2 separate regions of the Homo sapiens genome follow, and region 1 is linked to region 2. Evidence: chromatin loops called from intact Hi-C (ENCODE). Cell type or tissue: CD4-positive, alpha-beta T cell. All regions are shown on one strand. Links, peaks and the distances in the headings refer to the core of each region. The heading gives the core; the rest is flanking DNA.

Evidence for each region. A loop is a pair of places that touch in the nucleus more often than their neighbours do. Peaks named below come from ENCODE experiments on the same cell type or tissue, not always from the same donor. Only the 100,000 strongest peaks of a DNase experiment are listed, where the experiment ranks them.
Region 1: it touches region 2 in a loop (4-fold over the local background); 4 of 110 quality-filtered maps call a loop at or near these places.

What each region holds. Positions count from the first base shown.
Region 1 is chr17:61,924,871-61,933,178 of GRCh38, reverse strand. It overlaps INTS2 (integrator complex subunit 2), which reads left to right and starts at 5,197. Exons shown (of 25, transcript NM_001351695.2): 1 at 5,197-5,525; 2 at 6,517-6,827; 3 at 8,080-8,218. The coding sequence starts at 6,535. RefSeq lists a silencer at 5,067-5,166. In CD4-positive, alpha-beta T cell, for the core only: no CTCF peak of the experiment used is centred there; DNase peaks (open chromatin) are centred at 5,178 and 5,668; H3K4me3 peaks cover 1,484 bases; H3K27ac peaks cover 2,330 bases.
Region 2 is chr17:61,409,321-61,417,643 of GRCh38, reverse strand. It overlaps TBX2 (T-box transcription factor 2), which reads right to left. Exons shown (of 7, transcript NM_005994.4): 7 at 8,178-8,323. It overlaps LINC02875 (long intergenic non-protein coding RNA 2875), which reads right to left and starts at 5,893. Exons shown (of 1, transcript NR_160788.1): 1 at 4,364-5,893. RefSeq lists enhancers at 361-908, 6,596-7,178 and silencers at 4,887-4,946, 4,967-5,026, 6,547-6,716, 7,877-8,026, 8,037-8,086 and 1 more. In CD4-positive, alpha-beta T cell, for the core only: CTCF peaks have their summits at 584 (motif pointing left), 4,900, 5,099 (motif pointing left), 6,499 and 3 weaker places; DNase peaks (open chromatin) are centred at 623, 5,093, 6,653, 7,973 and 2 weaker places; H3K4me3 peaks cover 2,802 bases; H3K27me3 peaks cover 1,986 bases.

The DNA.
Region 1 (8,308 bases), core at 309-8,308, 520 kb before region 2:
CTCAGCTCACTGCAAGCTCCGCCTCCTGGGTTCATGCCATTCTCCTGCCTCAGCCTCCCGAGTAGCTGGGACTACAGGCGCCCGCCACCACACCCGGCTAATTTTTTGTATTTTTAGTAGAGACAGGGTTTCACTGTGTTAGCCAGGATGGTCTTGATCTCCTGACCTCATGATCCACCCATCTCGGCCTCCCAAAGTGCTGGGATTACAGGGGTGAACCACCGTGCCCGGCCCTCTCAAAATACTTTTTAGTGGGAGAGACAGAGAAGTTCTAACAATTACAATATAATGTGTTAAGTAGTATAGCTGAAAGAAGCAAAAGGTGCCTTGAGAGCATAGAATAGGGATACCTGATAAGTTAAAGGGTAGGTGGTTTGTCAGGGAAAGGTCTCTTAGCAAGGGAACACTGGAGGTGAGACTTAAAGGACACTTAGGAGTTTGCATTAAAAAAGAGAATGAAAAGCATTCTAGACAGGAGGAACTGTGATGAGAAGGTCCAAGAATATTGAGAAGGATTTGAGACATAAACAGTTCCAACTGACTAAAATGACACCATGGTGGGATACGGCAGGACTCCAAGCTAGAGTTTTAAGTCAGACCATAAAAATCTGTTTTTGGGTTGGGCGCAGTGGCTCAAGCCTGTAATCTCAGCACTTTGGGAGGCTGAGGTGGGCAAATCACCTGAGGTCAAGAGTTTGAGACCAGCCTGGTCAACATGGTGAAAACCCATCTCTACTGAAAATACCCCAAAAAATTTAGCCAGGCATGGTGGTGGGTGCCTGTAATCCCAGTTACGCAGGAGGCTGAGGCAGGAGAATCGCTTGAACCCAAGAGGCAGAGGTTGCAATGAGCTGAGATTGTGCCACTGCACTCCAACCTGGGCGACAGACTGAGACTCCACCTCAAAAAAAAAAAATCTGTCTTAGGGCTTGGCACAGTGGCTCACGCCTGTAATCTCAGCACTTTGGGAGGCCAAGCCGTGCAGATCACTTGAGGTCAGGAGACTGACACAAGCCCGGCCAACATGGTGAAACCCCGTCTCTCCTAAAAATACACAAAAATTTAGTTGGGCATGGTGGCAGGTGCCTGTAATCCCAGCTACTTGGGAGGTTGAGGCAGGAGAATTGCTTGAACCTGGGAGGCGGAGGTTGCAGTGAGCCAAGATTGAGCCACTGCACTCCATCCAGGGTGACAGAGCGAGACTCTGTCTCAAAAAAATATAATCAATCAATCTGTCTTTTTAGTTCCATCCTAAAGAAATTCAACTTTATCCCAAAGCAGGGTAGTGTTTTAGTAGTTGGGCTGATTTATAAAACAGTCTCATACTTGAGCCTTGATTGGTGGAGCTATGTCAACCTGGAGGGATGTCTCTAATGCTGAACTAGAAGTCTTGGCTGGACCCAATTCTATTCAATGTTTTATCCATAATATTAATGAAGATATGATCTGCTAAGCTAAAACAGATAGCCAGTGTAAAAGAGTCAAAGATCTTTACAGGCTGAAACATGAAAGAATATATATATTTTTTGAGATGGAGTCTCACTCTGTTGCCCAGGCTAGAGTGCAGTGGCGCAATCTCGGCTCAATGCAACCTCCACCTCTCGGGTTCAAGCGATTCTCCTGCCTCAGCCTCCCAAGCAGCTGGGACTACAGGTGCACACCACCACACCCAACTAATTTTTGTATTTTTAGTAGAGACAGGGTTTCATCATATTGGCCAGGCTGGTCTAGAACTCCTGACCTCGTGATCCACCCGCCTCGGCCTCCCAAAGTGCTGGGATTACAGGCATGAGCCATCGTGCCCTCCTGAAAGACATCTTACAAGATAAAATAGTCACACTATAAAGAGCATCATGTTGAGCAAAATGGAGCTAGATGTCTTCTGAGATCCTTGTGCTTCTGGAATTCTATGACTATTTCTGAAGGACATTGGTCCTCACCTTTGTATAGTTAGGTCTTCTAACTGCTGGAAGCTCAATTACTCTGCAACCTACATTAAGCACCTAGTATACATGAAACATAATAGATATTCTAATGTGTTTTTCTGTTTTTCTCATTTTTTCATTACTTGTGTTTCTCTCTTCCTCCAGTCTGATTGAAAAATAAAGTAGAAGAATAAAAGCAAGCTGGTCAAGCCAGGTGCAGTGGCTTGCACCTGTAATCCTAGCACTTTGGTGGACTGAGGGGGGACAGATGGCTTGAGTCCAGGAGTTCAAGACCAGCCTGGCCACATAATGAAACCCTGTCTCTACAAAAAAATAGAAAAATTAGCCAGGTGTGGTGATGCATGACCATAGTCTCAGTTACTTGGGAGGCTGAAGTGGGAGGATCACCTGAGCCCAGGAGGTTGAGGTTGTAGTGAGCCAAGATCGCCCAACTGCACTGCCGCTCTTTTCTTGAGAACTTGTGTCGAAAAGGAAAAAAAAAGAGAGGCTGGGTACAGGGACTCATGCCTGAAATCCCAGCATTTTGGGAGGCCAAGGTGGGTGGATCAGCTGAGGTCAGGAGTTTGAGACCAGCCTGGCCAACATGGTGAAACCCTGTCTCTACTAAAAATACAAAAAATTAGCCAGGCATGGTGGCAGGCACCTGTAATCCCACCTACTCAGGAGGCTGAGGCAGGAGAATCGCTTGACCCTGGGAGGCGGAGGTTGCAGTGAGCCAAGATCGCACCACTGCACTCCAGCCTGGGTGACACAGCGAGACTCTGTCTCAAAAAAAAAAAAAAAAAAATTAGCCAAGTGTGGTGGTGCACACCTATTGTCCCAGCTACTCAGGAGGCTGAGGTGGGAGGATTGCTTCAGCTTGGGAGGCAGAGGTTGTAGTGAGCCGAGATCGTGCCACTGCACTCCAGCTTGGGCAACAGAACGAGACTCTGTCTCAAAAAAAAAAAAGTTTTATTGGCAAACATTACAATGTTTCAATGATTATAAAGATTTTTGCTAAATTAATACAAGGGGGAGAGATTAGAGTCTAGGATGACTTTTAGGTTTCTGGCTTGAGCAACTCAAGGTCAAGTTGGTGAACTGGAAGAAAAGGAGAGGGGGACTTGGAGGAAGTGTCAGCACTCATTATGTGACACTGCAGCCATCTCATTCAGTGATTTTTCTGTTTCTCCATAGATCAAGATGGAGATACTGAATCTGCATGATGTTTCTCCATTAGTGAACAGAGGATCATAATTAGAGTTGGAAAGGATCTTTAAAATCACTTAGTTCATACCCACATCTTCCTCTCATTCGTCCCTCAAACCAATGTTTGCACTGCCTTCACACTTTTCCTGTGAAATGACCATCCATGGAGATGAAATTGCTTACCCTCTCTCAGTTTCCACAATTGCAAAAGGCGAATATTACCTACGTCACAAGATTGAATCAGATAATATATATAAAGCATTTATTACAGTGCCTAGCAAGTGTTCAATAAATAAATCCCAAATATTAGCTTAAAAATGCTAGGACAGTACAGTGTGCAACCCATTAATAGAGTGTGAAATCAGTTTTAGTGTGCAGTGACCAGCAGTTTTTTAAAGAGAAGTAGAAACATGTAGTGTGTGTGTTATTATACGAAATATTTGTTTCCATGTAAATGTGGGTTTATATGTTATATATTTATATGTTTATATAGCATATAAATTTATACACTTACACTTATTTTTGTATGTGGATATATACATATGTTTTTTCTGGGTCACAATGTGAAATGTATTATTGTGGGTCAGGTGGAAAAAATTTTCAGAAGCATTGCAACACACAATTCTTTTCTTCCTTTGCTGATCTATGTTGAAAGTCATATATATATATATATTTTTGAGATGGAGTCTGGCTCTGTTGCCCAGGCTGGAGTGCGGTGGCATGATCTCTGCTCACTGAAACATCTGCCTCCTAGGTTCAAGTGATTTTCCTGTCTCAGCCTCCGAAGTAGCTGGGACTACAGGTGCTCCATCACCACGCTGGGGTAATTTTTTTTTTTTTTTTTTTTTTTTGAGACGGAGTTTCGCTCTTATTGCCTAGGCTGGAGTGCAATGGCACGATCTCAGCTCACCACAACCTCCGCCTCCCAGGTTCAAGCAATGCTCCCGCCTCAGCCTCCCAAGTAGCTGAGATTACAGGCGCACACCACCACGCCTGGCTAATTTTTGCATTTTTAGTAGAGGCGGAGTTTCACCATGTTGGTCAGGCTGGTCTCGAACTCCTGGCCTCGTGATCTGCCTGCCTCGGCCTCCCAAAGTGCTAGGATTACAGGCATGAGCCATCGTGCTCGGCCTAATTTTTATATTTTTTGTAGAGTTGGGGTTTAGTCATGTTGCGTCAGGCTGGTCTCGAACTCCTGACCTCAGGTGATCCGCCCGCCTCGGCTTCCCAAAGCGCTGGGATTACAGGCATGAGACACCACGCCCGGCTCTGACTTTATTTTTAAAGAGGTTATAAAGTGCTATATCTTTGTAAAATATTTTTATTTCCAGCTCCTAGCACAATATCTGGTAAATAGAAGTTGCCAAATAAACGTTGATCGAACTAGGAACAATAAATAGTATGAAGACATATGGACTAGCGGTTCTTCATATATAGACTAGTGGTTCTTTTCTGAGTGATCAGACTTCCTTTGAGAAGTTGTTGAAAGTTTTGGACCCTCTTCCCAGAAGAAGTGCCGAGCACTCAGTTCTGAACGGATTCCAGAGAATTCCTGAATCCCCGTGCATTGCCTCTCTAAGGTTCTATGGGTCCCCCAAGTTAAGAACCTGAAAGGAAGGTGTTTAACTTCTGACAGCGGAGGTGTGAGGTCAAGAGCGGAAGAAAGTTTGGGGTTAGATCACTTTTAAAATTCTCCCACAAATCCTGGGATTCTAGAATTTTGGTTCTGGGAAGGCACAGGCAAAGATTTAAAGAGTACAGTTTGGTACCACTAGTGTCAAAGAATAGTGGGAACGATTTTAACACACGTTATGCCATTTGAATGCCATGGCAATCCTGTGATGATGAAATTTAAGTTCTGAGGGGCTCAGTGGCTTGCTTGTCTAAAAGGAAGGAGCTGGTAGGCTCTGGAAATCAGAGCCTACCAGAATCACATTTCTAAATTTTTGGCGAACAAGTAGGGCAGGGCAAATAAAGTGGAGAAAGGGGCGGGGCCGCGCACGCGCACAGTTGCATTGGCGCCGACGTCTCTGCCTTTCCTCTCGCAGCCACCCTTCCTCTCAGACCAGTACGGTGGCCGACGGGAGTCAGACGCTGGGGATGAATGAAGGTGCTGGGTGCAGGTTGAAAAAGTCTCCCGCTTTTCCGTTCCTACAGTCCCGGTTCTGCCTTTGTGTGGTGCCCCCATCCTTCCCACTTTGTATCGACAACCCGGTTGGTCCCGGCGTCTGAGTTCTTGGTGTCCGAGTCGACTCGAGGCACAACTAGGGTTTGGGGTTCCGGATATCGCCTAGGCCCAACATCGGACCGCGCTCTCGATTTCTGCCGCGTCCCGCCTCTAGGACGCGGAGTCCGTGTGCGGTTCCGTGAGGCTGGAGGGTAGATCTTAAGGTATGAAGCGTCCGCTTCTCTGGCCTCAGCGCGTTCCTAGGTCCGTGTCGGAGCCTGGCCAGACTTTGCTCAGCCTGAGGGACTTATTGGTTCTAGTTGCGCCCGGGGCGAGACGGAGGAGCACGCAGGTCTTGGCTCCTCTGCTCCAGTCAGCCCGCCCCTCTGTTAAAAGAGCAGCCCCTCCCTGAAAGCAAAGCAGTTTTTACCCACGACTTTTACCCACGCTGCTGCTAGTCGGTCGGCCTTGAGAGGGGACTGCTTTGGCTGCCAGCTCACTGCCTTTTTGTTTACTTTTTGTGCCTTGGATGATTCCTGGAGACAGAGAAGTGCGCTAATGAGACGCGTCTTTCTCACATAGCACCCACACATCTGCTTTTTACCCGGTAACACAGGGGACATAGGATAGTGTTGTGGCCTCCAGAGCCTTGAATCTGGCATTGGTTCTGCCCAGTGATTTGCTAGTTTTTCCACCGACTCATGGAGGGTGAGAAAGAGAAGCCCAATAGTTCTTGATGTATATCGGGGTAGGCATGTGAAACTATCGGGGTATGAAAGAAAGCACTTAACTATGACCATTCACTTTTGTTTACATTTTGTGGAGCTCATGTGACTGATATAGTGGAGAAAGTCTTGGACTGGGATTTTAGTAGATGAGGATTCAGCCTTGGATTGTGCCTCTAACTAGTAATACTATTTTGGGCGTGTTACTTCATCTCTCTGGGCTTCATATTCCTTCTTTGTAAAATATGAGTATTAGAGCAGAAGATTCCTGAGGCTGGAAGAGACATTAATATACTCTGTTTTCTTTCCCATTTCCCAGGTGACAGTATAAACCTAGGGAGACAGAGAAGCCTTGTCTTGATTGTGCCAGGAACATTGCCAACATAGGGACCTATTAAAGATACACCACATTTTTCAGGGTTTTTAGAAAGTTGGGTGTTCATACATGTGAAAGTTAAACTCCTACTTTCATTTGTATTTTTACCATTAGGATCAACAAACAGTAATAATGACTGAATGTACAAGTCTTCAGTTTGTCAGCCCTTTTGCTTTTGAGGCAATGCAGAAGGTGGATGTTGTTTGCCTGGCATCTTTAAGTGATCCAGAATTAAGACTTCTTCTGCCCTGTTTGGTACGGATGGCACTTTGTGCACCTGCTGACCAGAGCCAAAGCTGGGCTCAGGATAAGAAACTCATCCTTCGCCTTCTTTCTGGAGTGGAAGCTGTCAACTCCATTGTTGCATTGTTGTCCGTGGACTTTCATGCTTTAGAACAAGATGCCAGCAAAGAACAGCAGCTTAGGTAATGTTATGTTATATTATATGTGGATTTGGATTTGACAAAGAACAGGGAATCAGATATTTTTTAGAGCTCTCCAGAAAAGAGAGAATGAGAATCTAAATTCTGGAGAGCATTTTACTTAGGTCTTTTCTGTATATAGTTACAGTTCCAGAATCTTTTGACTTCCATGTTATAAAATGTTATCTAGAGAAATATGGCAATGTGCTGTTGTATGTGGGCTAAACTCATTAGGCCAATTACTTTCAGTGGGAAGTAGGTAGGGTAACTTCCCCTAGATTAGAGGGATTTATTGGAATCACTTGGGAGGCTTTTTTTTTTCTTTTTTGAGACAGAGTTTCGCTCTTGTTGCCCAGGCTGGAGTGCAATGGCGTGATCTTGGCTCACTGCAACCTCAGCCTCCCAGGTTCAAGCGATCCTCCTGCCTCAGCCTCCCGAGTAGCTGGGATTACAGGCACCTGCCACCATGCCCGGCTAATTTTTTGTATTTTTAGTAGAGATGGGGTTTCATCATGTTGGCCAGGCTGGTCTCCAACTCCTGGCCTCAGGTGATCCACCTGCCTTGGCCTCCCAAAGTGCTGGGATTACAAGTGTGAGCCACTGGGCCCAGCCTCTTGGGAGGCTTTTAAAGCTTAGATATTCCCAAAGATTCTGGGCAGGTGCTATGTCCTTCCCTGCCCATTGTGAATCTAGTAGCAAGCCACCATCAGTGGAAGTGAGTGTTAATTGTCAGTTGTGGTAGAGTATTTATTTATTTATTTTTATTTTTATTTTTTTTTAGACCGAGTCTTGCCCTGTTGCCCAGGCTGGAGTGCGGTGGCGTGATCTCGGCTCACTGCAACCTCCACCTCCTGGGTTCAAGTGATTCTTCTGCCTCAGTCTCCCGAGTAGATGGGACTACAGGCACGCGCCACCATGCCCGGCTTTTTTGTATTATTAGTAGAGACGAGGTTTCACCATATTGGCCAGGCTGGTCTCGAACTCCCAACCTTGTGATCCACCTGCCTCAGCCTCCCAAAGTACTGGGATTACCGGCGTGAGCCACTGTGCCTGGCCTATGTGGTGGAGTATTTATTATACGTAGGATGTGAATCCCTGAAATACACAGGCAAACTAAATAGCATTTCAGAAGTAACAGAACATTTTAGAACACTTTATACATCCTTTTATAGCTTATTTCAATAAAAGATAATTTTTATGCAATTATTTCCATATCAGTGTTTTCATAATTGTTACATGTTTTGTACTTCATTAGGCATAAACTTGGAGGAGGCAGTGGAGAGAGCATCCTGGTATCACAGCTTCAGCATGGACTGACGTTAGAGTTTGAACACAGTGATTCACCTCGTCGATTGCGTCTTGTGCTTAGTGAACTGTTGGCAATTATGAACAAGGTGCATTTCTTTTAACCACAGCTCAAAGTATGCATGATTTGATGTCTATGTATAGGGAGGTAGACAGAAAAAGAGACAAGAAGTCAGGCA
Region 2 (8,323 bases), core at 234-8,233:
CCCCCACTCTGGCTCAGATGGAAGCTGCAAGCACAGCACCTGGAAAGGCAGTGCATTAAGTCAGATGGGCCCCTCTCTCCCAGCAAGGTCCCCAGGGAGGGAGCCCTGGAACAGGTAAGTTTCTATCGGTGAGACAAGAGCATGAGGAAGTCTTGGAACACAGGTGCTGTCCAGGTTAGCTGTCCTATGTGAGGGATCAGACGACAGAACACTGTCCATTCCCCCCACTCTGGGTGGCGATCAGGGCAGCCACATTTCCTCCTGCCCTTTGCAGAATGAGTAGACGAGTCTATTTTAGAGATGAGGAAAGTGGAGGCCCAACGAGCCAAATCCCCAGAACCAAAGGTGCAGCTGGGATTTGAACCCAGGCCCCTCGGGCTGCACAGTCGGTGTTCTCATTCATTTGCCTCAATGTTATTCTCTGGCAGCAGGACCTAGCTAGAAATGAGAGTGGAGGCACAGAGCGCGGGCCCAGTGCCCGGGAGGCGGCAGTCAGGCAGGCTGGGAAACCCTGGCTGGCGGCAGGAGGGCGAGGGGCTCCAGGCCTGAACCCAAGCCCCGGACTCCTGGTTTGAACGACTCCAGATCCCCACCTAGTGGTAGGAGGGAGCCACTGCCCGCACAGCGCAGGCAGTCCACAGATGACAGTAATCCGGCCGGGTCACCAGCAACCGTCCTGCGGCAAGAAACGCCCCTCCCCTGGCCGCGCTTCCCTGGGAGAGGGAGGAGGTGTCACCAGCGCGCGTGCGCACGGAGGCTCATTGCCCTCAGGATTTCGTCGCCCTTCATCTGAAGACACCCAGCACGCAGGCCTGTCGAGCACCCCTCTAGTCTCAACCCCCCAGGTTTAGGGCACATTCAGGCAGGGTCTCCTCGGCCCGCGCCTGGCCTCCAGGAGGGGAAGGGGGCAGGCCCAACCCTGGCCGCCGCGCTGGGCTGAGGGGAATGTCCCCACTCGCAGAGCGCCCCCAGGCCCCATCCTCAGCCGCCCTTACGGTCCCCCAAAGGGACGGGAACCATCACTCACTGGTCCAGGCTCCTGGCCGGCCCCACTGTGAAACACCATGAGCAGGTGCTGGTATCCCCACTTTGCAGCGGTGATGGAGGAGTAACTTGCCCAAGTCCATACATTCGTTGACTACCAACACGAAACAAGGCGTGCGTGGGCACCCAACTCAGGAGGAAGAAGGCAGAGGAGTTCCCTGGAGAAGGAGCTAGTGGGCTGAGTTTTTCGGAGGAAGGCAGGAAGAGCACTCCAAGCCCAGGAAAAAGCATGTGCATATGCAGAGGCCAAGATAAGGCCAGCAAGATTAGCCTAGAGGTGGGCAGTGGGGATGGAGTCCTGGGGAGGGGGGCGAGTAGGCAGGACTCACACAGGCCCCAGTGCCAGGCTAAGGAGGCTGGGCTTGACCCCAAGAGCAAGGGAAGGCTTTGGGAGGCTTTAACCAGGGCAGTGACTTCATCTCAGCTGCATTTCAGGAAGGCTGTCTGTGCCACAAGAAAGATTGTGGGGGAAAACATGCTAGGAGCTTCCCCAAGGGACTCAGATAGAGAGGTCTGCCCTGGCCTTGGGGAACAAGGTTGTTGCTCCAGAGTCCAGAAGTTTCCAGACCCTTAGAGAGCAGAGAATCACTGGCACAGCTGGAGAGCAGGGTTTGAGGGCTGGGAGTGTCTGTGGATGGCCTGTAACTTTCTCCTGCAGAGGCAAGTCCTCAGGCAAGACACACACACTCCCTGGGCCTCAGTTCCCCAGGAGACAGAGGAGGCCTGGATGGGGAGACCGGAAGCCCTCTGGAGCTCTCCACAGGGTACTCAAGTGTACTTGGAGGAGGGGCCTCTGGCCCAGGACCTGGGGGTGGGGGGGCTATCCTGGAGGGACCAGGTGCACTTCATTCACTCATCCAGCAAGGGCTTTCGGCACTCCTGCCATGTGTTATGCACATACACATGCACCTACCACACACAGACACACACGAACACACAAAGACATGCCCATATGAAGATGCTTGGTGGGGTAGTTTCCTTGGGAAACCAGGCCAGTTGCCAGCTCCCCAGCCTCTCTGAGGCTCTGCGGCTCCTCTCTGCCCCCAGTTTGCTGGGGCTAAGCCTTTTCGCACCCCACCCCATGCACTGCCGTGTCTTCTCTTGGGAAGGGATATATTCCTTGAATGTCTCTATCTTCTACCAGATCATTGGCTCCCTCAATGGGGGTGCTGGTGTCTGTTTCACTCATTGCTGGGTCTCCTGGCCCAGTGTAGGGGTATGTGTGTGGTGATGGCAAGGTGACCTATTGGGTAACTTGCTCAGACCTGAGGGGTCTCCCAGAACTCAGGATGCCAATAGTCAAACCAGAACTGTCATGGGCAAACGGGGACAGTTATGGGCAGGCAAAGCATGGAAGTGTTGGACAGCCCCCCAAGAAGGAAATAAATAAGACCCAAAGTGGGAGCTGGATGAAGGAACTGACCAGCCAGTCCAGGGCTAAATGTAAACCAGTCCCAGGACAGCCTGCCACAGGGCTGAGCCAAATGCCAGGGGGACTTTGAAGCCCAGGCGTGTGGAGCAGGAACGCCAGGCTCCAGGAAAGGACACAGGCCTGGGGTCGGCCAGAGCCTGGTGTGGCCCTGTGACCTGCTTCTTTGACGCTGTATGACCTTGGGCCATTTTGTCCTCTGTAAAATGGAGATAATCATACCAGCCACCCCGTGCTGAGAATTCAATCAAATGTCTGCATGTTTATTAAGCACACAGTGGCTGTTCCACAGCTGCTCCTGTCGGGCTGAGGAGCAGGCACCATGGAGCCAGAGGACATCCTGCTTGTTCTCTTTGGGAGAGAAATAAATAATATTGAGAGCAAACATGAGCCATGCCCTGAGCTAAGCACAGGATGCAGCCCCCTCTCGGGTAATCCTCTCAACGCCCCTGTTAGGGTTTTACACTGAGAAGCCCCTGCCCGACCAGGGGTCCTTGCAGGCCCAGCTGGGCTGACTGGAGCCATGAGGCCACCCTCCCCCGGGCCTGCTGGACTTGGGCTCTGAGCCAGGCTGCTTCTCCCACGGACACACCTCCTGGCCAGGACATCCGGGCACTCCCTCCCCTGCCCCGTTTGCCCTTTTCCTGCTGCAAGCCTGACTCTCACCCATCATCACTTCATCAGCGAAAGTTTCCAAGGGCCAGGCCCAAGGGATTGTGAAAGAGCTCCGTCCTTTATTTACTGGATGGCCTTGGGCACCTCACTTCATTTCTCTGAACCCCAATGTCATGTCTGTGAAACGAGGACTCATAGTCTCCACCCGGCCAGTGAGGGTCGGGGAGAGGCCACATGTGAAAGCGCATTGACTGCCATGAAGGCTTCCTCGCAAGTAAGAAATTAGCCTGGGGGACCCCCTTAAACATGGGTGCCTGAATGGCCTTCATTGGTATCGCTTTCTCTCTTTGGGGTCTCTCTTTGGAGAGAAGTCACACACAGTCAACAAATTGTAGTGCTGGGCACCAAAGTCACCCCCGCCCCCCCGCCCGCAACCCACTAGTCTGCATCTCTCCAAAAGCAGCTTGCTCGAGGTAGAAGGCCAAGCTGTGACTGACAATCGCACCCCACAGGGAATGGAGGCAGCCGGGACTTAGAATGTAATTTCCTAATTGGGAATTCATCCAGGCCACCAACCCAGTCCCCCACCCCAAGAATCTTGGCCAAGGTCCTCAAGGTCTGTGACTCCACCTATCCCTCTGGCTCAGGTTCCTCAAGCATTAAATGGGAACATGGCTCTTCTCTGAAGCAGTTGAGGCTGGGGGCGGGACGGGGGGGAAACTGGACCCAGGTCAACTGGCCATTCGCAGATCAACTGGATTTTAGTCCAAACTACTTATTTTGCAGATGAGGCTTCTGCAGCCCAGAGAATAAAGTCACATTTTCAAAGAGCACTCACAGCTCTAGAGGCAGAGTTCGACCTTGTACCTATCTATCTCCTGTCCAGTTTTCCTACCAAGCAGCTGCTTCAGCCATAGATGAGCATGTAGATAATTATTAAATCACCAAAGATTTGGTCCTATTCTCTGCTACACTGTACTTTGAAAGAGAAAAGAGCTGAGAGCCTAGTGCAGGGACGACATCTGGCCTGGGTCCCATCACCCAGCCGGTGACTGTATTGCAGTGGAAATGACCCTCGACTGGTGTTAACTGGGCTGCTTTCTAGCCGTGTGCCCTTAGGAAACGTGTGTAGGGTTAATCTCTGAGGGTGCCAGAGCTCATCTGGGGACATAAAAGGTCAGCTGGAAACAGGCTTCTAAGCCCCACCCCCTCCAACTCTGGCATTCCCCAGCCAACGGGTCTTACATCCCCAGCCTCCCATTGAGACTTGACCCAGAGCATTGGTGGCTTTTAATCCAAGGGCGAGATTCTCAGGCTGACCCCTGGGCCCTCCCCAGTCCCCACCACCTCCCGCTGGAATAACGCAGCCCAAAGCCTCCCCTATGGAGGCAGGAACTTAGGTGAGCAGCTCCACAGGGCACATCCTGCCCTCGACCCTGAAGACCCCGCCCTGAAGAGCCGGATGAGGGTGGTGAGGAGGGCGGGTCGGAGCCGAGGGGGCCCTCTCCGCTGGAGGAGCGCTGGATCCCCGCCGATCCTTCCCCTATCCCGCCCGTAAGTCCTCACCGTCGAGTGGGCCCCGCGCTCCTAGGGCCGTGCGCCCCGCGCGCTGCGGATGCCAGCCACAGCCCCCTTCGGAGGGGCCCAGGAGGCCGGAGGCCGGCGGCTCACTTCCCGCAGAGAGAACGCGAGGGCCCAGCCCCGCGGGCGCGCAGAAGAGGACAAGCTGGGGTCTGCAGCAGCCTGGAAGGTCGCCGAGCTGGCGCTGCCGGGCGGTTCTGGCAGCAGGGGAGAAGGCCCCACCCCGAGCCTCAAGCCCTCCGCTCAGTGTGTCCGCAGCCCCGGAGTCCCTCGGTCCCTCGGCGGCCTGTGCCGGGCTCCGGACCCGGCTCTGCCTGTGTCGGTGGCTGTGCCTCCGTGCCCCGCTTGCCGGGGTCCGCAGTCTATCTCCCGCTCTCGCCCGAGGCGGGCTGTGAGGCCGCGGCCCGGGCCCTGGCCTGCAGCGCCATCTCGTGGACCTGTGAGGAGTTGCCGAGGCCCGAGGCCTGGGCGGGCTCTGGGTTCGCTCCCACTCGTGCTCCCGGCGGGGAGCTGCGGGAGCTGCCAAGAGGACTCGCTGGGAAACCAGGCGCGGCCGTCAGCGCTGGAAATCGGTGCTTCCGGAGTGGGTTTGGGGTCCCCGGCCCCATCCAATAGGAGGAACAGATATGCGCCTCCGGAGAGCCCAAAAGGAAGTCCAAGTGCAAAACCGCCCCGGGCGTGCTCGGACACGTTCAGCGCCCGGCAACCAGCCTCCACCCCGAAGGCGCTCCCGGGAGGGTGCCCAGGAGACCCGGAGCTCGGGCTTCCTCCCAAGAGGGCGGGGGCTCCCTCCGCTGCCGCCCTGTCCTGCGAGCAGGGAGCGCTCGGCCTCCTGCGGGATCCCGCCTGACCGCCGGTGCTCCGCACCTCGGGGCCAAGGACAGCGAAGGAGGGGGAGGAAGCGGGACTGGATTTTGGGTCCTTCCCAGAGCGGAGGAAGGCAGGCTCGGGGTATAAATCCAGGGCTCGTAGAGGCTGTCCCTCAAGGGGCCGTCCCATAACCGGGAAATAGGGGGTCCCGGCCTCAAGCCGGGGCGCTTGAGCGTGAGAGTCCCGGGGAGAGCGAGGCTGAGCGCGCCCCTCCCGCCCCAGGAGCACCCCACGCAGGAGTTCGCGGTCAGCTGGGGAGGCGGGCCCGGGAGCTGCGGCCTTCGGGAGGGCAGGGCCAGGCCATACCGGTGGCTCCGGTTCTCCACAGCAGCGGCGGGGGAGTGGAGGAGGAAGGGCTTGAGGGCTCGGAAGATTCCGATTAACCCGAGAGGAAATGAGGTCCCCTGGGCCTTGGGATCCGGGCGGCTTAGCCGCTAGGGGTCTCTCGGAGCCCCTGCACTCACACCCTCCATCTCCGAGTTCCTCCGGGAATCGCACGCGCCACCCCACACCGACACGCACAATTCCCTCTTAGACCTCACACGCCCCACACGCGAGAGCCCGAGGCGACAGGCTAGGCCGCCAGCAGGTATCGCCATCGTCCCAGCACTGGCCCTCCTGCCACGCGTGTGCCGGCGGCTCTGCCGTCCAAGGACCCCGGGCCAGGCCCTGAAGGGTTAAGGAGGCCTTGCGGCACCGGAGCGGCGGGTACGCCGGGCGCCTAGGCTAATTGGCGACCCCGGGGACAATGAGGGCTGGGAGGCCGGGGAGGAGGGTGGCTTAATTGGACATGGGAGTGGCCTAGCCTTTGTCTGGGACAAGGCCCAGCCGCCGGCCGCGGGTTCCCGCAGTCGCACTCAGGCTACCAGCTGGGGCCCCGCGGAGCGCCGGGTGGGCGACTCGGAGGGGACATGTGCGGCGGGAGGTGGCGGCGAAAGTGGTGTGGGGGATCTCGAGGCCCTGGAGTCCCACCCCACCCCACCCGGGTTGCTGCAGCAACGACGCGGCCTAAAAACGGCCGCGACTAGGCCGCCCCGCCCGGCCTTCGCAGGCACCCGCCTCCCCCGCGCCCATGCCCGCACCCGCACCCCTCCCGCGACCCTAAGTCGGTGCTGCCCCCTGGTGTCCGCAGCCCTGTACGTAGGCCGCCGCGGGCGCGCAGCCGACTCTCGTCTCCCTCCTAATGTCCTGCTGAAAGTGAGAAGCCGCGGGACGCAAACGCGCCGCTCCTCTAGGAGTATGAGAGGCGTTTCAGCCCAAAGCGACCTCCAGCAAACGCGCTGCCCACGAGCTTCTATTTAGGCTGGAAAACGGGCTTCTCTGTCCCTGTCGGGTTCCCGGACCTGCCCGCAGGTCTGAGGCAGGGAAGCCAGAACCCACCCTCTGGGGTTGGGATACGTTCTACTGCAACCTCCCACTCGTGCACTGGCTGAGTCCCCTCCCTGCTCCAGCCGCATTCGGCGTGGCCTGGGGGCAGCACCATCCTGAAGAGGCGGGCCTGGTTCTCTCTCTCTCGCTCCTTGCAAATGTATCGGCCCACAAAGGCGTCCTGGGAGTCTGGGGGCCCAACTGTCCATTCCACCTTCACCATCACCGTTCCTCCATCTCAACGTCCCTGGTGTTTTGGAAGCCAGCACCCTCCCCAAGCCCCACCCTGTGCAGTGCCCAAGGTGGGCAGCCTGTTGGGGCAGGGCGTTCAGGGTCCCCAAGGCTTAAAGAGGAGAGAACTGGGAAGGAGGTGGCGTGCTCGGTGACCGACCAGACCCAGGGCTAAAGGAGTGCCCGCCCAGCTCCCACTGCTAGAAGTGGGGGCTGGAGACACCTGCTAGCTGGGCAAGGAGGGGGAGCTCACCGGCGCGGGGTGGGAGGCAGCTGTCCTTGCAGGAGTGGGTCTCGGGGAAGGACCAGCCTAATGGAGACTGACACAGCTGGACCCCGGAGAGACCCCAGCCAAGCCCATTATTATACAGGGGAAACTGAGGCAGGAATGGAAATAGCCCACTGACCCCACTCTCCACTCTCCCAAGAGGGATTTAGATAGATGAGTTAAAGTAAGACCTTTTAGTCCAGATTTTGCCACTCTAGCCAACAGCCCTGACGCGGAGGAAATGTTTGTCTTTGAGGTTCAGGAGGCAGAGAGAGGGGAAAGAATTCTAGGCTCAGCGATATTTGGCGGGGAGTACGGGGGTGGGACACAGCCAAACCCCTCCTCCGAAGGGAGAGGTTGGACAAGGAACACCCATCCTCCCAGCCCACCCACCCAGAAGCATTGAAAGGAGATGGGTTTCCAGTGTGGTTTCCCGGAAAGGGAGTCAGAAGCCAGGAGTCCAGGCCGCTCGGCTGCTCTCCTCCCGGCCCGGGTGGGTGCCCAGGCCCGTTGCGCGGAGCTGCGGGAGCGGCCGGCAGGGGGAGTCCAGCCCCGGCCTGGGACGCACCCCGCGTCCCGCGCCGGCGCCGCCCGGCCTCGCGGCTCCGCCAGCGCCCCAGCCGCCCTGCCGCCGTGCCGCCCTGCCGTCCCCGGGGTGCAGCTGCCGCCGGGCGAGGGGCGCGCAGCCTTTTGTCCCCGCCTCTCGTCCCTCCTTGCGCGCGTGCAGCGCCCCAGCCCCGCGCGACCCACAGAGCGCACAGCGCCGTTCACTTCGCTTTCTAGCGTTTTATTGTTTTCTTGCGTTTTTGTCGTTTCGTTCTCGCTCCGGAGCGAAAAGTGAAAACCTGAGGTGGAGCCCGCGGGCCGGGCGAGCCAAACCCGGGCGGAGGGGCCGAGGGGCCGAGGGGTCGAGGGGC